4 separate regions of the Mus musculus genome follow, and regions 1, 2 and 4 are each linked to region 3. A link is a loop called in an ENCODE intact Hi-C map of the cell type or tissue named here. Cell type or tissue: left cerebral cortex. All regions are shown on one strand.

What was found. Hi-C counts contacts between places; a loop is a spot of excess contacts. Peaks named below come from ENCODE experiments on the same cell type or tissue, not always from the same donor. Only the 100,000 strongest peaks of a DNase experiment are listed, where the experiment ranks them.
Region 1: it touches region 3 in a loop (3-fold over the local background); 7 of 42 quality-filtered maps call a loop at or near these places.
Region 2: it touches region 3 in a loop (2.5-fold over the local background); 2 of 42 quality-filtered maps call a loop at or near these places.
Region 4: a loop joins it to region 3, with 5 times the contacts of the local background. A loop is called at or near these places in 3 of 42 quality-filtered maps.

The regions. Positions count from the first base shown.
Region 1 is chr17:83,348,193-83,353,192 of GRCm38, reverse strand. It overlaps Eml4 (echinoderm microtubule associated protein like 4), which reads right to left and starts at 2,252. Exons shown (of 23, transcript NM_001379374.1): 1 at 1,954-2,252. The coding sequence starts at 1,978. In left cerebral cortex, a CTCF peak has its summit at 2,462; DNase peaks (open chromatin) are centred at 1,321 and 2,357; H3K4me3 peaks cover 2,794 bases; H3K27ac peaks cover 1,270 bases.
Region 2 is chr17:83,847,881-83,852,880 of GRCm38, reverse strand. C430042M11Rik (RIKEN cDNA C430042M11 gene) reads left to right here. Exons shown (of 2, transcript NR_155491.1): 2 at 1-1,209. It also overlaps a transcript of Haao not described here. Among named protein-coding and RNA genes, the nearest start is that of Haao, 3.6 kb to the right of the region's middle. In left cerebral cortex, a CTCF peak has its summit at 2,235 (motif pointing right); DNase peaks (open chromatin) are centred at 2,232 and 3,588.
Region 3 is chr17:83,512,197-83,517,196 of GRCm38, reverse strand. It overlaps Cox7a2l (cytochrome c oxidase subunit 7A2 like), which reads left to right and starts at 2,864. Exons shown (of 3, transcript NM_009187.3): 1 at 2,864-2,993. The coding sequence starts at 2,922. In left cerebral cortex, a CTCF peak has its summit at 2,590; DNase peaks (open chromatin) are centred at 2,618, 2,818, 3,580, 3,755 and 1 more place; H3K4me3 peaks cover 2,965 bases; H3K27ac peaks cover 2,234 bases.
Region 4 is chr17:83,627,390-83,632,389 of GRCm38, reverse strand. It overlaps Kcng3 (potassium voltage-gated channel, subfamily G, member 3), which reads left to right and starts at 495. Exons shown (of 2, transcript NM_153512.1): 1 at 495-1,427. The coding sequence starts at 772. In left cerebral cortex, no CTCF peak of the experiment used is centred here; DNase peaks (open chromatin) are centred at 1,882, 2,279, 3,114, 3,942 and 2 more places; H3K4me3 peaks cover 2,986 bases; H3K27ac peaks cover 262 bases.

The DNA of each region.
Region 1 (5,000 bases), 160 kb after region 3:
TACTCATAGAAAGCCACAGAAAGAGAAAGCACAACTCCTGTTACAAAGTCTCTTCAGCGAAGGCAACTCCAGAAAGGAGACAAAAACCATCCCCTTCCTTTACCACTCAAAAGATGGCAATTCAATGTTCCGATCACAAAAGATGGTGTGAAATGAATGTTTAACGTCATTATGTCTCTTTAACACAACATAAAAATGGGATTTGTTTTCCTGATTGCAACTCTTTCTGTTGTCTCTACTGGATTAGTTACGCATAAACTTGTTTAACAAGGCATATACACTTTCAAAATTAACTTAAGTGTTTCAATTGGTGAAAAAGGCACTTTTAAAGCCCTCCAGAATTCCTCAGCACAAGCACAAGAGTAAAGATCACATTACATACAGAGATTATCACAGCCCCCCAAAGATACCCAATCTGCATGTTAGCAGACACGCAGGCCAGTCTACTAGCCAGTATGAACTGGGGAAATGAACCCAGTCACAAAACCAAAAAAGAACAAATTAAGAGTTAATGCCTGGCTAAAAGGAGGCCGAGAAGGAAGTAACTTCACTATGTAAGGAATTACAAAACATCAAAGGTTAGATAATGGACAACAGGTGTCTTTGGAGAGAAAAGAACCACAATGCATTGCTCCTATTTTAGGATTTCCATTCTCAAAGCTGTATAACAACAATGATTTTTTTTTCCCCTCAAGAAAGTCAAGACCAAAATTGTGCCTTTACTATTTAACAACTGTAAGAGCCTGATGCTCTTCTGTTTACTTTTTAACTTTACTTTAAAAAAAAAATCCATCTAATCCCAATCTTGTGTGGGCAGATTAAAATATGGCTTAGTGCCAGATGGTTTGCTGATCAGTGAACATTAACTAACTAGAGATTTATTATCACGAAATGGAAAAAGAAAAGCATCCGACTATACACGCTACTACCACATAAACTAGTCAAATATACAAATCAAACCCAGTCGCTGGTATCACATAACCGCAGTATCAGCAAAAACAGAATCGTTTCTCTCACCGTAACACTGAAATCTCTACAGTAACTGGATTCCAGTGGCCTCAAAGAATAGCCATTCCAGACACAGGTACTGGTTACCCTGGAGTTCTGTTCCTCAAGTCAGTCACAACATTTAGCACCTGTACTCTGGTTAAATGGAACACTGAGAAAACACTTCAGCCAACAGGATACCCTATCCCTTTCTCTCCATTCCACAAAGACAGCATATTCCAAAAATGGAGAATCCTTTCTTTTCCGATTGAGGCCCCCTCTTATGGGTTCATTGGGCAGGATTACTTCTCTCCAGCACGCATGGAGAGCATACTTCTGCTTTCACTCTTAAAGAGGGTCCCCCAACACAGATGCGCCTCTTCCTTCCCTGTATTGAGTAGATGATAATGCTCTCCACCACTGCAAAACGTTCAGGGAAGTGGAGGGAAGCTGTCAGTTACTGAGGGCTACTTAATAAATCTTCAAATATAAAGACTGAAAGGGGTGACTCCAATCCAGAAGTGGGACTGGGGATTCCTACTCCCTCCGGAAAGGCTGCCCCAATCTTGCCTATCATTCCGTTTAAGTGGAGAGATGTACTCTGAGGGAGAGTCTGTATTTGATGAAGGGGTGCCCTGACTTTAACGGGGTGGGGGGGTCAGAAGAAGGTGCTAAGTGTACCGGGAGGGACGTAGCAGCGGCTGGAGGGTCGTTGAGGGGAAGGAGGGCCCCCGCACTGAAGGGGGCTCTGGGAAGAAGGGAGGGTCTGGAGGCGAGGGCTGCATGGGGGGAGGGGCCGCCCGTCCCGGAGGCGGCGGCGGGGCTGCAGCCTCGCGGGGACCATGTGCCGGGAGCGGCGGCCACCCGCAGGGGCAGCCCGGGGAGCAGGGCCCGCGGCGCGCGCGCGCGCAGGAAGCCGGGGTCCCGGGTTACGTACGAGGGGCGCGAGCCCGCGGCCGGACTCACCGAGGCTGCCGGCGAAACCGTCCATCTTGCGGGGACCGCGCCGGGCTCGGGGCTCAGCGGGGCGGGCGCTTCATTCAGCGCCCCGACCGTGCGGCGGCCGCGGGACCTGACCCGCCGGTTCTCAGCGTCGCCCGGCGCGGCTTCCGACTCCCGCCGCCGCCGTCCGCCGGTCAGCCCGTCAGCCCCGAGGGTCAGTCGGTCAATCAGGTTGAGAGCCGCGCCGCCCGCCGCCTGCCCGGCCTCTCTCCCTCTCTCTCTCTCTCTCCTAAGCCGCAGCCGTGAGCGCCGCGCCGCGCCGCGCCGCGCCCCGCCCCCGCGCCCGCGCGCAGCCACGGCTCCGCCCCCGCGCACGCCGTCACGCTTCCGATCCCGCCCCACGTGACGGAACGGGGCGGGGCTTCCCGCGACACGCCCCTCCCTCTCTGCCCTGCCTCCGCAGCCGCAGAGAACTCTTGAGAGTTAGGAGGCTATTGGCTGCTCTTGTGTTCCTGGCCCGGTTTCGCCACCAGGATTCTCCAGCCCGAAACTGGGTCTGAGTGGACGGGGCTCGTGGGTGTCCTGCTGCTAGAAAGCTGACCTGCACTGTGGGATTCTTTCCCTCTGGGAAGCCCGCGGAGCACAGTTCTAGAGTTCTTTTGAAGGGAGGTAACGAGGAGGCTAACGAGTGAGAGGAAAGATTCCCCTTCTTGGGGTTCCCCTCTCCTCTAGTCAGTGAGAATTCTAGGTAGAGACAAGACTTTTTGACCAGCCTGAGGCCATGTCTGCCACAACCGCAGGTTCTAGGACAGAGCACAAGCAAACAATGTTAATGCTGGATGAAAAGAGTTCGTCTTACCCAAGTCTTATGAGGAAAGTGCACGTAAAAGACTGGCTTGGCTTACTCTCCTTTTGTTCTTCCCATCAGGGCACAAAGCCACCGGATAGCCTATCAGGAAACTATAGCACAGACTATTAGTTTTTAAATAAACCTTAGTTCTAGGCTCAAATCTATGAAGTCACCTAACTAAATTTAGGCCTTGCTTTAATTTATTTGCAAATTCAAGTGCTAGACTGTACCTGAGGCTGACCTCTGGCACACGCATGCACAAGCACAACCAAAACTCATCCCATCTTCTTCAACCCTCTAATCTTTTATTATTATTATTTTATTTTTTAAAGATTTTTTTTAAATTTATATGGGTACACTGTCACCCGGTTACAGATGGTTGTGAGTCACCATGTGGTTGCGGGGAATTGAACTCAGGACCTCTGGAAGAGCAGTCAGGGCTCTTAACCGCTGAGCTATATCTCTCCAGCTCTCAACCCTCTGATTTTATCCTCTTTCCTTACAAAGACATTTGAATAGTTTAGGTCCCTTCTAGGTCGATGTGCAGATTAGAGTAACAAAAAACTGTAAGGTGTCTCAGAGACTAAATTAGATATACCTTTTAAAGTAGCTGGGTTAGGAAAAAAATAAGAATGTCTGTTAATAGAGTTGTAGGTTACAAGGAACAAATTGAAGTAAGGAGAGAAGAAATGGGGAACAACAACTGCCATGAAAAGAATTGACAGAATTAAATGGTTGAAAGGATTGTTAAACATCCTTGAAGGATACCTCTCCCCTTTGATGCCTTTTTAAACTTCTTTCCTAAGGGCCTGGGAGTGTACCTCGGTGACCAATTGTGCTTAGTAAATAGGAGGCACTGGGTTTGATCCCCAGCTCTGGAAACAGCCAACAAACAAAATCTAACTTAAAAACTTAAGGAAACATCACAGCAAACCTAGGAGGTCAGTGTTGTAAACAGGACACAGCAAGGCTGAGAGATGACAGTCAGTAATGTGCTTCCCACAGAAGCAGGGAAAGTGTACTGATGTACACTTACAATCCCAGATCTGGGAAGGCAGAGACAAACTGAACGCCAGGGCATCCTGGCCAGCCAGCCTCCACAGAGAGGTCCTATCTCATAAACAGCTCATGAGGAACTGTACCTGAGGCTGACCTCTGGCACACGCATGCACAAGCACAACAAATGAAAACCTGACATTGGCTTTTTAAAAAATGTTTAACTAAAAGAAGAGAATAGTAAGTCAGGTTTTCTTCTAGCATGGTGAACCAATTTTTAAGTTTTCAATAATTGAAGTAGAACTTGATTTCCTACTTATAGTAAAGCCATATATATAGTATATATATGTATATATTATATATGTATATATCACATATAGGTATACATACGTATATATTACATATATGTATATATGTGTGTATATGTATATATTACATATGTGTATATATTATATGTATATATGCGTGTATATTATATATGTATATATTACATATATGTATATATTACATATATGCTATACATTATATATAATTGCTAGAGGCATTCTGATTAATTTCATATGATTCACATTTTAAAAAGAAAAACACAAGTATTATACATTTAAAATTCTACAGCACTGCGTTACTGAGTATGTTCTTGACAGGAGACAAATGTCTATTTTGGCTTGCCATCAATGAAGGCCAAATTCTCTACTTACAATGTACTTATCTGATGACTGCAAGGACCTTCCCCTTTGGCTTTGTGTGTTGCAACCCTTGCTCCTCCCACACTCCTCACATACTGCCAGGGCCAGCTGTATGTCCATATGGTGTTCTAACCTCTAGCCCTGAAATTCTATGCTGGGACGCCAGGCAAGTCAGTGAGCTGAGCCACAGGAGCACTCCCGAAATCTATCGCTAAACAAAAGTAGCTGGCACTGATTCAATGCAAATGGCCGTGGTCTGGGTGGAATATTTCACTAAGCCTAACATCAAATGTATCCCCAACTCTTTGAAAGCTAGTTGCCCCAGATATCTAGTTATTCCAATAGTTCCTGCCGGAGTGGAATACGTGACTAAGGGAAGGAAGGCTGTGATGGAAAGATGCGCCTTCTTACACACTCAGTGCAGGCACACTCAGGGCAGGCACACTCAGGGCAGGCACACTCAGTGCAGGCTCAGGCTGCCGGGCATGCTGTGTTTTCCTGTAAGCTCAGCACCCTGGAGGCTGAGTCAGGGAGACCAA
Region 2 (5,000 bases), 340 kb before region 3:
TAGTGGATGAATCTACTTCTAGACCAGCTTTGAGGTGAGATCTGGATCTTGAGGTGGGAAGACATACCTTTAACCTGGGCCACACCCTCTGCTGGAAGTCTATGGAAGAGGACGACATAGGAAGCTTTCGTTCTTTGCCTGCTCACCCTCGCCTCTCGAGCACATCCATCCCTTCACTGGCGTTAGCGCCGCCTACTTCTGCGGGATTCCGGCAGATACAGGAGATCAGCTGAGACATCCAGCCTTGTGGACCAAGCAACCACTGGATTCTTGGGCTTTATGTTCATGGTCAATTGTTGTTTGATTAGCTGGACAACAGCCTCTCTCTCTCTCTCTCTCTCTCTCCATATATATATGTATATATATGAGATAGATAGATAGATAGATAGATAGATAGATAGATAGATAGATAGATAGATAGAGAAAAGTAGATAGACAGAGAGGGGGGAGAGAGATTCATTCTATAAGTTCTGCTCTAGAGAACCGTGACGAATACACCTTCTTCTTAACCTTCTTCTTCTTCTTCTTCTTCTTCTTCTTCTTCTTCTTCTTCTTCTTCTTCTTCTTCTTCTTCTTCTTCTTCTTCTTCTTCTTCTTCTTCTTCTTTTTCTGAGAGATAGTCTCCCATAGTTGCTCAGGCCCTTGGGCTTCCTCTTCAGCACAAATAGCTTTGAATTTTCTCTCCTGTCTCAGCCTCCAGTAGCTATAGTCTGTTGCCACCAGGTTTGGCTTACTAGCATTATTTTGACACCACTAATTTTGTGTCATAGCATCAATAGAAAAACCAGCTGAGTCTAGTCAATGGAAAACCCAAAACAAGACGTTAGCATAGGTGCCACCAGCAATATCTGCAGAAGACCACGGACTCGGAGTGGAGTCCAGCATCTGCTCAGTACACCAAGCAAATGTCGGGAAAGTTCAAAGGCAGGATCTGCGAATCATTGGCTCCTGGAGACCCTGAAATGGACTGAGCAGCTAACTATTAAGTCCTGTGTGTATGTGTCAGTTCTCTTGCTCTGCAGACACCTTCAGAATTCAGCGCTGGCTGCCGTTCTTAGAACCTGTTCTGTTCTTGGAGCAGTGTCATTGTTGTATTGTTTTCTTTGTTCAACTAAACTCTACTTCCTATGATAGGACTAAGGAATTCTTCCTTTCCTCAACACAATTATATCAATGATTAAATATGAAATGTGCGGACCCAGCTACTAAATACCAGACTTGTCAGACCAGATTTGTTTAAACTTCAGCTATGTACCATTCATGAGAGATATTGTTCAGAGGTAATTCCACCAGAGAATACACAGAGAGTCTGTTTTTTAAAATTAATTTTCCATCTTGTTCACTGCCACCCTCCTGGTCATCCCCTCCCACAATCCTTTTCCCCATCCTCTCACCCCCTCCTCCTCTGAGCTAGTGGGGACCCCCTGGGTATCCCCCTCACCCAGGCACATCAAGTCTCTGTGGGGTTTGGCACAACCTCTCCCACTGAGGCCAGACAAGGCAGCCCAGCAGAAGAGCATATCCCATGAACAGGCAACAGCTTTTGGGACATCGCCCGTTCCAGTTGTTCAGGACCCACATGAAAACCAAGTTGCACATCTGCTACATATGTTCAGGGAGGCCTAGATCCAGCCCACACAGATACTCTTAAAGCACGGTAGAAGGATTGCCAGCCAGTGACTGCAGGGGAACTAACTCAAATCATGCAGCCCAAGATGCTCTGTTCTTGCCCTTTATGCACAGACATCACATCCTGGTTGACACACTTCACTTAGCAAGAACAGTTAGTGAAAGTAGAACTATAGAAGCCAAAAGGCAAGGTTAGGACATTTAGGGACTTCCCCAGATCCTGACAGTCCAGACTAGATCTTCAGTGGACTAGTTCTTTGGCAGCTGTGGGGGCCTACGTGCTGGGCTCTGAAGTCGAAATGGTGCCACTCACATGTTCCGTTGTGCTCATGTCTCAGGTCTATTTCAGTACACTTAAAACAGAACAACACTAAACGGCTATGGGAACCCTTATGCCTGTAGTCTCGGTTAACTGGAGTGTGACACGCCACCCCCAATTCAGTGACCTGCAGTTGTAGCCATTTCGCTTGCATAAGGGCAGTGATTTGAACTACATTCAGACATCTTCCACTGGGGCATCTAAGCAGACTTATACAGCAGGCCTCTGGCCACAGCCTGCAGTTCAACCTCTCATCCTCAAGGATGCTATCTCAGGTTTCTGCACAAGGGGGCAGCAGCGTGCCAGTGGAGACGCTCAGCAACTACAAATCTTCCAAGAACCAGCCTCCGAAATCCCAAGTTGTTGATTGGAGGTCAGAGGGGGTTAAGGACACCAGAAGAAGATGGTCCGCAGAATCAACTAAGCAGGGCTCGTAGGGGCTCACAGAGACTGAAACAGCGATCATGGAGCCTGCATGAGTCTGTGCAGGGCCCTCTGCTCATATGTTCTGCTGGTTAGCTTGGGAGTTTGTGGACTTGTATCAGTGAAAGTTGGGTGCTTTTTGCCTGCCCCTGGGACCCTTTTCCTCGGCTGCCTTGTCCAGACTTGATAGGCGGATTTGTGTCTGGTCTTATTGCATCTTGTTAAGCCGTGTTCAGTTGATATCCCTGGGAGGCCCGCCCTTTCCTGAAGGGAAACAGGAGCAGTGGAGCTGGGGAAGAGGGAAGGCGGTGGTGGGGACTGGGAGGAGTGGAGTGAAGGAAAACTGCGGTCTCCATCTACTGTGTGAGAGAAGAATAGATAAAAAGGAAAGAAAAGTTAAAACCAAACAGAACACACCTGAAAAGAAAGAAAGGAAAGGAAGAAACCAAAATTCCTTCTTAGCAGCTGGTCTGAAGTCGGGGACAGTCTCATGGGACTGAGTTCTCATCCTGTGGGGTCTAATGCTATAGCCATGCAGAAGGGTCAGAATGACGATGTCCCCCGCCGCCCCCACCCCACCCCAGGCACTGCTGTAGTCTGATTGCCTGTGTGCTAGTGGGAGAAATACCCCCCACACTTAGGATTACAGAACTGGACTGTGCTGTGAGAGTACTGTAGAAGACTGTGGGCGTGGCCTGTGTCCCTCCCCCCACCCCCAACCCACTCCCATTCACCAGTAGAGCCCATGAAGCATTTCTTTTATTCATAGAAATCTATTTGTTCTTAAATACTTAATGAATGTATGAAAGGAGGTAGAGAGAGAGAGAGGGAGGGAGACCGACAGACGGACAGACCAACAGGTCTGAGCTGCTGACACACTAGCTCAATCTATTGAGGGACTAAGGGATCAGCTTGTTATCAACAGCCATGTTCAGCCAAACTTAGAGGCATCTAAAGGTCTTCATGCACCGCCCAATCCAGGGGGGTAGAGCAGGACCGCACCAGCAGTGGGAAGGCCTTGATGGGATCGGAGCCCTGAGTAGATGCTGTTTTCCTCTGATTCCATGGCACAAATAAGCTCCTGTATACGGAGGAAAGAGGTGGCACCTGGGAGCAGCCTGATGTTTGATCTTGATTATTAACTTGATGGGATTTACAATCACCATGGAAACGAGCTTCCTGACACATCTGTGAGGGAGTTGCTAGTTAATTGAGCTGGGGAGGCCCACACTAACTGTGGGTGGCGATAGTCTGTGAGCTGCCTGCCTTTCAGGCTGAGTAAGAAGGCGACTGGGAGCTGAACATCAGCACTGGTCAGCATCCAGCTTGCCTCCTGCCCGTTGATACCATACAATGGGCTGCCTCAAACTCCCGTCGCCATGACTTCCCCCTCAAACTGGGAGCCAAAATTAACCCCTTTTTGTTCCAGCAATAGGCAAAGCAGCTAAATACAAACAGGTACAGTCTGGAAGGACCAAGGATCAATATCTGGAAGGCCCCAGTCAATCGGGGACTGATCAATGGCAGAACACATGGGTAAGAGGGGAACTGTATTTTCTTAACACTGAAGTCATCTGAATAATGAGGCTTGCCCGTGGTACCCTAGAACAGTGTTTTATCACATAGTCCAAAGTAGAGGGCATCTCTCACAGTGATTATACAAATATATCTTAGTTTGAATCTAGAGTGTTCATGTCCTCAAATTCTATGTACAGCCTCACGTCGTTTGATTGCATCAATTAAAATACAGGGTAACTACCACTCTGTCCTCTGTAGGAAGTGTCAGAACATCTGCTGGTTTGCAAGCAGCCCCTCCCCTTGGTGTGACTTCGATTGCCTTCTCCTTACCTTCTTAACTCCTCCCCCTTCCTCCCCATTTAACAGCACCTGAAACAAGCCTGACACATAGGTCATAGGTCCCTGCATTGCCTGGGTTTTGTTTACACCCATTTGACTACGGGGAGATGGGAAACATAAAGAAGGTTTGAGTTATTTAGGTACCAAACAATGTTCTGGAAGGAAATGCTTCAATAAATACTTAGCTGAAACATGCCAAGTGAATAATCAAAAAGATAAAGCTGTAGAAAGGGGCAAGGGTGGTGGAGAGGACACAAGAAGGCCCCTGCCAGGTGCGTGAGATGCTTGCTGAGAGCCTGTCCAAGTTTGGCTTACACCAGCAGAGCTTTTAATTCTGAGAAGAAGAGACTCTGTCAGGCTGCAGACAAGCGAGGGTGGCCATGAGAGCCACGAGGGAGCCACTAGGAATTCTTCTATTCTGTAGTCTGTATTCTGGGCTCAAAGGCCTGAGACCATTTCTTCTCCCTCGCACTGACTTCTGTAGTTCACTCCCTTTCAGTTCTCCCAAGAATTGTGAGTCCTGGAGGGTAGGTGGTCCTTGCCTTCCCCTCTTCCTCCTACGTTTCCTGCCCCAGGGCAACCTTGGCTGAGGAGCCTCTAGTCTGGCAGGCTCTGGGGTGGGTTTGAATGTGCTTGGCCTGGGGAGTGGCACTATTAGGAGGTGTGGCCTTGTTGGAGGAAGTGTGTCAGTGGGGTTGGGGAGGACTTTGAGGCCCTCCTCCTAACTGCCTAGAAGACAGACTGCTCCTGTCTTCTTTTAGAACAAGCTGTA
Region 3 (5,000 bases):
ACCACAGCACGAGGAACTGTACTAAAGGGTCACAGCATTAGGGAGGTTGAGAACCACTGACTTAGAATAACTGAGATCTAAGTAACCATGCTGTCTTAGTTAGGGTTTTACTTCTGTAAACAGATACCATAATCAAGGCAACTCTTATAAGGACAATATTTAATTGGGTCTGGCTTACAGGTTCAGAGGTTTAGTCCATTATCATCAAGGTGGGGGCATGGCAGCATCCAGGCAGGCATGGTGCAGGAGGAGCTTAGAGTTCTACGTCTTCATCTGAAGACTGCTAGTGGAAAACTCACTTTCAGGCAACTAGGATGAGGGTCTTAAAGCCCACATCCACAGTGACACACCTACTCCAACAAGGCCACACCTCCTAATAGTGCCCCTCTCTAGCCCAAGCATAGACACACTGTCACACAAGTTAATTGATCTTCTTGTCTATAGCCAAGTTCTGTTGAGACCCGAAAGGACAAAGCAGCTTAGGTCATGAACTTTACATAAGCTTTATAGTCTCCTGAATGGTTGAGTCTCTGATCGTGAGTAAAGGAGACGGGGTAACGATGGCTACCCCTCCATTGAAGAGGGAATGAGGTTTCACAAAGGGCCATCATCAGGCTTAAATCATTCAGCTGCAGAGAAACTAGAACTCAAACAGAAATTGTGATTTTTTTAAATTTCTTTTCTTTGTGTTACATCATACCATGCCTTTGTAAAGGTATCACCCTGGCTAGACTTATGTCAACTTGACACACAAACTAGTGTTATCTGAAAGGAGGGAACCTCAATTGAGAAAATGCCTTCATAAACTCTGGCTGTAGGGCATTTTCTTAACTAGTGATTGATGTGGGAAGACCCAGCCCATTATGGGTGGTGCCATCCCTGGGCTGTTGGTCTTGTGTTCTATAAGAAAGCAGGCTGAGCAGGCCAGAGAAAGCAAGCCTGTAAGATCTGCCCCTTCATGGCCTCTGCATCAGCTTTGGCCTCCAGGTTCCTGCCCTACTTGACTCCCTGTCTTGACTTCCTTTGGTGATGAACGGCAATGTGGAAGTGTAGGCTGCATAAACCCTTTCCTCCTCAATTTGCTTTTTGGTCATGGTGTTGGTTGCAGCAACTAAGCCTGGGTGGACAGTAAGGTTGGATTACTCATCATTAGAAGCTGCTGGAATCTTTGCTGTTCAGGGTATTTGAGGTGCTGAAGACAAAGGCAGGATGCTAATTCACACCCTTGCTCTAGAGTGCTCAGCCTTGAGTCTTTTCTTCTTATTCTTTAAAGATTTATTTACTTATTATATGTAAGTACACTGTATCTGTCTTCAGATCCTCCAGAAGAGGGTGTCAATCCCATTCTGGACGGTTGTGAGCCACCATGTGGCTGCTGGGATTTGAACTCAGGACCTTTGGAAGAGCAGTCAGTGCTCTTAAAACCGCTGAGCTCTCTCTCCAGCCCTGGATTTATATCTATTTATCTGTACTCTTGAGCCTGGTGCCTGACTCTGCCACTAATTGCTGTCCTCAGCAAGTCGCTCCGTTCTTCTGTGCTGTAAAATAGAGATGGTCATAGTACCAATTCTCGGGTTGTGGGGGTTCAATGCATTTAGAGAAAATACTATGTTAAGCTTGGCATCATCAGCTATTCATTACCAACTTACATTTAAAATATAGTATGCATAAATCTATAATGTGTGTGCAAAAACCTCTGGTTAAATGATAGGACTAAAAACTTGTTCCTGGAGGTTAGGAAGCCGGCACACTCTGTTTATGCAGTATTCGACTCAGAGTGGAAGCTTAAGTCACACTGCATGGTGCGGCAGAGTATAACCATAACCAGGAAGCTGTAACTGCGCATCATTCAAGCAGAAGGTAGAGATTTCACAAGTGTTCCCAGTCACCTCCCCTGCATACGTTTATCTCAAAGAACAGGGCCTAGGAAGAGATGAGCAACCAAATGAATGCTGACAAAATCTCACTCTCAAAAGCGCAAGATGCACACACAGGTGCTTTAAGTTTACGTCTACACAAAGCCTATAGATTCTTCCCTCTTCTTCTCCCCTCTCTCTCTTTCCTTCTCCCCTCTTTCCTTCCCTCTTCTTCCCTCTTTTCTCCCTTCCCTCTCTTTCCTTTCTTCCCTCTCTCCCCTTCCTCTTTCTTTTCTCTCCTCCTTCCCTCTTTTCTTCCCTCTTTCCTCTCTCTCCCTCACCTCTTTTTCCTCTTCCCCTCTACCCCTTCTTTCCTTTCTTCCTCTCACCATCTCCCTCCTTGATCTCTCTTCTCTTTTCTCCCCTTTCCTCTTCTCTCTCCTATCTCCTTCTCTCCCACTCTCTTTCCTTTCCTGTCACTTTTCCCGGCATTGAGACAGGATTTTGCTTACAGGCGATGCACTCACGGCTCCAAAGAGCTGTTCTTGTCATAACTGAGGTGAAATTCCTAACAACCCTTGGTACATTAAGACCCCTCAACAGATACTAATAACCCTGAAATGGGGCGGGACCTGGGCCTGACGAGACCCCACCCACGTCCTGGGCCCGCCCCCGCTCTAGGCCCCGCCCAGAACTCGCTCTGACCGACTGTGTCGCTCTCAGCCGCCCTCTTTGTCCACAGGACGCTTGCGCACCTGTCAAGGCGCCTTGGCACTGCCCACATCCAAGTGAGTGGTACAGAGAAGCCTGAGTTTTCGGGAAGCCTGAACACAGCCTCTTTCCATGTCTTTTAGAGTTTGTTTTCGTTTCTAGGTCTTGAGAAAGCGCGGTTTTTTCCCCCCGACGTTGCGTAGGAGGCTATGTTTTAAGTCAGGCGTTCTCTAGACAGTCCGCATTTTGGATTAAGGTCCTTGCGCTGAGCTTTGGGCGGGCCTAAGGGGAAGCCGGGTCCTTTTCTAGGGCGGTCGCACAGGCAGCGGCGGTGCGAAGCGGGCCTCCGCCAACATGTACTACAAGTTTAGCAGTTTCACGCAGAAGTTGGCTGGAGCTTGGGCTTCGGAAGCCTACACCCCGCAGGTACACTTTTGCCGCGTCGCCTTGGGCCGGAGAACAGCAGCCCGAGGCAGGCAGTTGCGAGGTTCGAGCCGTGAAGGGTTTCTGCCGGCCGACCGGTCCGGCTTGCTGGTGTCCCCTGGTGTCCTTAACCACGCAGGCTTGGAGCGGTCGCCGAGGTTTCTGGGTGTGTGCTGCACCCTAGGCGAGGTTTGCATGGCACTGAACTCAGGTCTGATACCTTGCGGGGGTCAAGGTGACCCCTGGGGTGGTTGCTTGTTTAAGGTGGATTTCCCGTAGAATCTGTGAAGGATTGCAGAAGGTGACATAACTGTGTTTGGGTTTCTGCTCTCTCTGGTTGAGGTGGCCTTTGTGACTTCCTCTTGTTACTGGCCCTGTCACAGCCCAGAAAGCAGCTTTACCCAGCTACCAAATGGAAGACTGGGAGGGCGGATTTGAGAAGCTCGCTCATAAGGCATGGGAATATATATATGTGTATACATACATACATACATACATACTGGGGAAAGCATCGGAAGTGACACCCAACGAGGTTTATGCTTTTGCTAGTTTTAAAGTGGCAGACGGTGACCGTTGACTACTGGGCAATCTGACATTATCCAGGTTCCAGTTAGATCCTATCAATGGCGTTCCCATCTCCAATCTCAGTGTTGTGAAAATGTGGTATTTTAGAGTTCCACTTAATACTGGGTTAGTACTGAATTTAGCAGCCTTAATCTAGTGACCTTGACTGCCCCTTCTAATTCGGGGCAGCATTAACTTGGGTTAAATGTGATGTGTCGAGTGAGCAGATTTTCTGGCAGATGGTTGGTGCTGGATAAATGCTATATATTCTCCTGAACTGAATCACTGCTCAGCATAGTTCGAGAAGCCTTGGTGGGACACGAAGCTGAAAAACCTTGAATAGTAAGTGACCTGTATGGGCTGTAAAAGAGATTGTCATTACTGCCTCTTTTCTACCCCTATGGGACACTCCATCTTAAGGGACAGTGTTTAAGTATGATTTCATTACAAGAGTAGATGTGCTTTCAGGAGAGAGGAGGCCAAGAAGGGTCGTATGGGAGGTTGAGGAGGAAAAGTCTCAAGAGTGTTTAGGTGTTCAGTGTCTAGTGCTGTGTTGTGTCTGGTAGCTGCTGAGGTTTTATGAATGTGGTGCTTAACAGACATGGCTGCTAGTAGGCTCTTTGCTGCTGGAGAGATCATAAAAAGAGAGAGAGAGAGAGACACCATCGTTCTGTTACAGAAATGTGGAAGGAAATGAGGAAAATTCACTCAAAGAACAGTCCAGTGTTAGAGGTGAGCAAGTGTGGTGTCAGTGGAACCCAGTGTAATGAGTTGTAAGGAAAGAACTGCCAGTATGTTGACTGATTTCTTGACAGACGATGTAGGTAAATGGCTGATTGCATTGTATCATCATCTATAGTGTATTTTCAGTGCATAGAGATGGTATGTTACTTTAGGCAAGGTTTGGCATACTTATGCCATGTGACGCACTCCTTTGTTAGTACCCAGACCATAAATTATACCACCTGCAGGAAGGTCTCTCAAACTCGCATTAAAACCCCTGTCTGCCTTCCTGTTTTGACATTTATCAGTTATAAATAGTTCTGCCTGTTTTTGAACCCCTGTAAACCCCACAGAAACTTCACTTTTGAGGTTCCTTCATGTTACAGCGTATGAGTTGTTTCATCAAAAATGTCACAGTTTCTTTTGTGGTGGTTGTAGATGTGCTTTTTATATTTTATTTTATTTTTTATGTATATGAGTGTTTTGTTTGCATGCATGCCTGTGCGCTTCATGCATGCTTAGGCCTGCAGAAGGAGGTTCCAAATCTCCTGGAACTGGAATTACAGACAGTTGTGAGCCACTGTGTGGGTAGAGGGGATTAAACTTGAGTCCTCTCCGAAGAGCAGCCAGTGCTCTTAACCTGCTGCACCGTTTCTCTAGTTTCTATAGATGTTTCTAGTGGAGATGAAGCAAAGGGTAAGCTTTGTTGTTTAGAAGGAGAAA
Region 4 (5,000 bases), 120 kb before region 3:
TGGGTTGCCTGCTTTGAGAAATCCTTTGGGGCGGCCTTAGAAGCCGACCAGGGTTTCCAACAGTCTCTGGCAAAGGCTCATCCAGACGCCGTCTGCTCCCTACTTCAAACCTCGCACCTTGGTCCTCACCTCAGCACCCCTCCTTCCCTCCTGTCTCCTCCCTTCGGGGGACTCTTTAAAGGAGCCTGGGGGAGGTGTGTCCATCATCCGGATGGCCCCGGGGCTCCCCGCAGCTCGCATCACGCCCTGCGCACCCCTCCCGGCCACTGCGGGCGGGGGCGCACGGCGTCACGAGGCGGGGAGCCCGAGGTCCGGGGCGGGGCGCCGGGGAATCCCAGCCGGAGCGAGCCGGGAGGTGCGGGCGCGGGCGGGCAAGGAGGTGCGCGCGGAGGGAGCGGAGCGCGCGGAGCCGGCGGGCGAGGAGGAGGACGGCGAGGGAGGCCCCGCCCCCGCCTCCCGGAGCCCGCTCCTCGCCGCCGGAGCCGGCTCACTTTGCCTTTCGCCTCTGGACGGCGGCGGGGCTGCGTGCGCCGGGGACCGGGCAGACCTGCCCACGGTGCCTCGGCTAACGTTCGCCCTCTGGGAGACCGGCGCCACCTGGAGCTGCGGCCAGCCACCCGGATTCGGGAGGGCGAACCCGGGAGCGAGGGGCGGCGGCACTGACACCGCGGGGGACGCGGGCGGTGCGGGGCGCGAGCCCCGGGGGAGCTCGGGCCCCGACGGCGCGGCCTCCCCGTGCGCGCGGCGGGCAGGCCCCCGGGGCGGCCAGCCATGACCTTCGGGCGCGGCGGGGCGGCCTCGGTGGTGCTGAACGTGGGCGGCGCCCGGTACTCGCTGTCCCGGGAGCTGCTCAAGGACTTCCCGCTGCGCCGCGTGAGCCGGCTGCACGGCTGCCGCTCGGAGCGCGACGTGCTCGAAGTGTGCGACGACTACGACCGGGAGCGCAACGAGTACTTCTTCGACCGACACTCGGAGGCCTTCGGCTTCATCCTGCTGTACGTGCGCGGCCACGGGAAGCTGCGCTTCGCGCCGCGGATGTGCGAGCTCTCCTTCTACAACGAGATGATCTACTGGGGCCTGGAGGGTGCGCACCTGGAGTACTGCTGCCAGCGCCGCCTAGACGACCGCATGTCCGACACCCACACCTTTCACGCGGCAGACGAGCTGGGCCGCGAGCAGCCTCGTCCCGCCGGACCCGAGGCGGCCCCCTCCCGGCGCTGGCTGGAGCGCATGCGGCGGACCTTCGAGGAGCCCACGTCGTCGCTGGCCGCGCAGATCCTGGCCAGCGTGTCCGTGGTGTTCGTGATCGTGTCCATGGTGGTGCTGTGCGCCAGCACGCTGCCCGACTGGCGTGCGGCGGTTGCTGACAACCGCAGTCTGGATGACCGGAGCAGGTACTCCGCCAGCCCTGGGAGGGAACCCTCCGGGTAGGACGCACTGCTTTTTTTGCCCGTCCAGTCCGTCCAGTCCCGTCTATCCGTGCCGTCCGTCCGTCCGGTCTCCGTCCTGTCTGCCTGGCAGCTCAGCTAGGCTTTTTTCCTGCCCCAGGAGGTCCCTGGCGCTCCAGCCGAGGGGTGTGAGGAATCTATGGGTCCCCAACCCCGCCCCCTTTTCACAGGCGCAGCCTGTGGTTGTGCTTGGGTCTCACCTTTTAGAGTAAAACCTCCAGGCTTTGTGTTTTAGTTCTGACCAAATAGCAACCTGCTAATTAGATTTTCCAAACTTTTATTGCTAACACGCAATAATTTGCACGATGATTCAGTTTGAGCTAAGAGCTCTTTGAAATATGTGCCAGTACTGGTGGTGTTTGAAAAGATGAAGTCTCATTTCGGTGAAATGTGGTCTGCTTCAGTGCCCACACATTCTGCACACCCTGCTCCCGGCGTAATGTGTGCTGGGATGGAATCCGTATTATAAAGGAGGCTAATTTAGTGATAGACTCTGAATAATGGGTGCCTGTGCCCTTTTTCCTCTCTCCTTTCCGAGCAAGTGTGGACCTAGCAAATTCCTCTCCTCTGTGTGGCATTAAGGATTTGGAGTTTCATTCAGAGGGTCTTCAGTGTGGAGAAGAAAACAAAAACAGCTATTACCTTGGGAGAGAAGAAAAAGCGAAACTTCCCCAAACCCAGAAACAGGATTCGGTCATTGAAGTGTCTTCCCGCCTCCCCCCACTTTACTAGGATGAAAAGAAAACACTTTAATCTTTCCTGAGCTCATGCTTATCTCTTAATGGTGATAGCACTCTCCTGTTTTTAGAACAAGTGAGTTTATTTTGCATATTTGGTGGGAGGAATAAGCAGACTAAAGTTGGACTTTCCGAGCAGACAGCCATTTTGGGCATAAAACCCAAACTGTATATTCTCTTTCACCCTTTGTTTGATAACTCTTCTAGGAGCCTTCACCCATTCATTTTCTGCCCTAATTTTTTTCCCCCTTCACTTTCAAGTCAAGACCGTGTCCTGTAATCCTTTCCCGATGGGCCTGTGTGTGCTAGGGACTGTGGTAAGTGCAGACCCAGCAGCAGTGCATCCCTTCCTCTCTGTATGAATCCTAACAGTAACTACCGTGGACTGGAAGCACAGAGCCCATTGCCAGCATCCCATCTTGGCATGAAATCCAAGACCTGTGCTTTGAAAAGAAGAAACTTAGGAACGTCCTGTTTTGTGTGTTGGGTCGGGTCTCCACTTCACAGAGAGGGATCGATTCCTTGGTACTTCCTTGATACGATGAATTAACTTTCCTTTATAAATAAAGTGGCCTTGATAATATTTTTTTTTTGAAAGCATCATAGAAAAATGAGCCTCGAGTGACCGGCTTTGAAAGGACTCGTCAGTAACTGTAGACTTTGAAGGTTAGTGATGGACGGAGCTCATTAGCCAAGGCTACAGCAGCCCTGACTGATAGGTTTAGACTGTGAGGGAGTTGATTAAGGGGAGCCAAGAGAGTGACAGCCTTTCTGAAGGAGGGAGGGGGATTGGGGAGAAAGAGGGTTAGAGTAGAGCATTAGGGTGAACGCTAATTTAGATAGAAAGAGAAACTGAAGAAGCCCAGAAGGGAGGAGACAGATAAAACAGAGGCTGCAGAGGAAGTGAAGAAGATAGAGTAAGGCTCCGTTTGTGTATATGTATCCTAAGTATGTATATAATTATTCAAGTCAACCTGTTTCCTAGATACCCGGATATTTCAGGCATATGCATGTTTTTCTTGGCTTAATGGCCCGGTTTTAAGCTTCTTTCTATGAGTAGGTATAAGAAAGCCCGTATCTGTAATCCCAGATAAACCATGGCATGGCGGAATATTAAGGATGTCACACGTTGCACAAGAAGCCCCTCGCTGGCCTCCTGTAACAGAGACATGGCAGCTGGCGTTTCATAGTCGCTCAGTTCCTGCCAGCCTGTGGCCACTGACACGAGTCTACATCCTTTTGAGATTTGAGTAAGAATTCCCTCCACCCCCTTGTAGACCTGAGGTTGATGGGAACCCTAGCCCGCCAGGCAAGTAAGTGACTTGCTATTTACTTCCCAGCCTCAGCTCACAATCTTGATCCATCTCATCACAGTTTCTAAAGTGTCTTTCCTGAGCGTCCATTGTTCCAAACACTGTAACTTTTTCTCATAAAGAAAAGTTAAGCTCATAAGCTCTCAGCTTTCTTACTCTCTAGCCCTCTTTCTTTCCCTTCCCCCCATCTCTCTACGTGACCATGGCCTCTCTCTTTCTACCTTCCCTCTTGTTCTCTGCCTTTCTACAATAAAGCTCTAAAACCAAAAAAAAAAAAAGAAAGAAAGAAAGAAAAGAAAAGTTGATGTAGGACTCAGAGGCACAGTTGGTCTTCAGGAGTTGAATTATTCCAAGAAAGCCTTCAAGGGTCATGGAGGATGGAAGCCGGCATCCTTAGAAGTCTGTGCACTGTCCAAACACTGGCAGGGGGTGTCACTTACATAAACGGGTTTATGCAACCTGCACAATCCTGTGTCTTGCTGAAGAGCAAAATAGGAGAGTCTTCCACTAAAAGGAACAGCGTGGGCACAGGCATGAAACTTGTATGTTGTGTTTAGGGAGTGAGAACGGTGGTAGCGTGAGCTGGAAAGCATAGTCTAAGGATGTGAATACTCTGTTTTGCAGCCGAGGCTACCTACTGGCCGCTTTGTATCATTTGTACTGAGAAGCTTAGCTATAGGAAGTCGAGTGTGTTAAGTGTGTGTCCCGAGATGGCAGAGGGAGGAGATGGGGCACAGGAAAGATGAATGGGCATGGAGGCTCACACCTGTCATTCTGCTAACTCAGGCTCAATGCCCGAGGGTCAAAAGATGGAGCCTGTTACATAGTGAGTCCCAAGCTATGTCATAGTGAGACCCTGTAACCCCCCCCACAAAGAAAAAAAATCGGGCTGGGAATGTTAGCTCAGTAATAAAAGCACTCGGGCAAAAGCCCTTAGGTTGGATTCCCCAGCCTTGCAAAAGCAAGAGCTGAAAGGCTTTGGGCAGGATCTGAGTTGTCTTGCTCCGTGCTTGTGAAAATAGATACTAAGTAACAACTGTGGTCTATACTAGGGAGAATTGAAATTCCTCCAGAGCATCTTAAAGATACCCCCCCTCCCCCTCGTGACTAGCCCGGTGGACTTGGAGGAGCTGGGAGCACTCAGAACCACTTGCGGGCTCTCCACGCCCTGCTCTCTTGTTCCTTTGTCACCTCTGTGCCCCTCACTGTGCGTCCCTAACCTAATGAAATGGATCATTCACGCACAGCTCAGGTCCTGTCCTCAGTCTTTGTGGGCTGCCCTAGTAAATGAGATGTTTCCTCCCGAACTTGAGGGATTGCTGCTTTGTACTATTTATATGTCATTTCATGTCCTCGAGGGCATTTTCTCAAAACACTGTGACATGGAGGAAAAGCCCTTGAAGACAGGTGAACTCCCGACACCACCATCTTGTTTTTGAGTCTTTGTTTTTTTGCTTTTTTTCCTTTCTCAAGACAGATTTCTTTGTGTAGGCCACTACCCT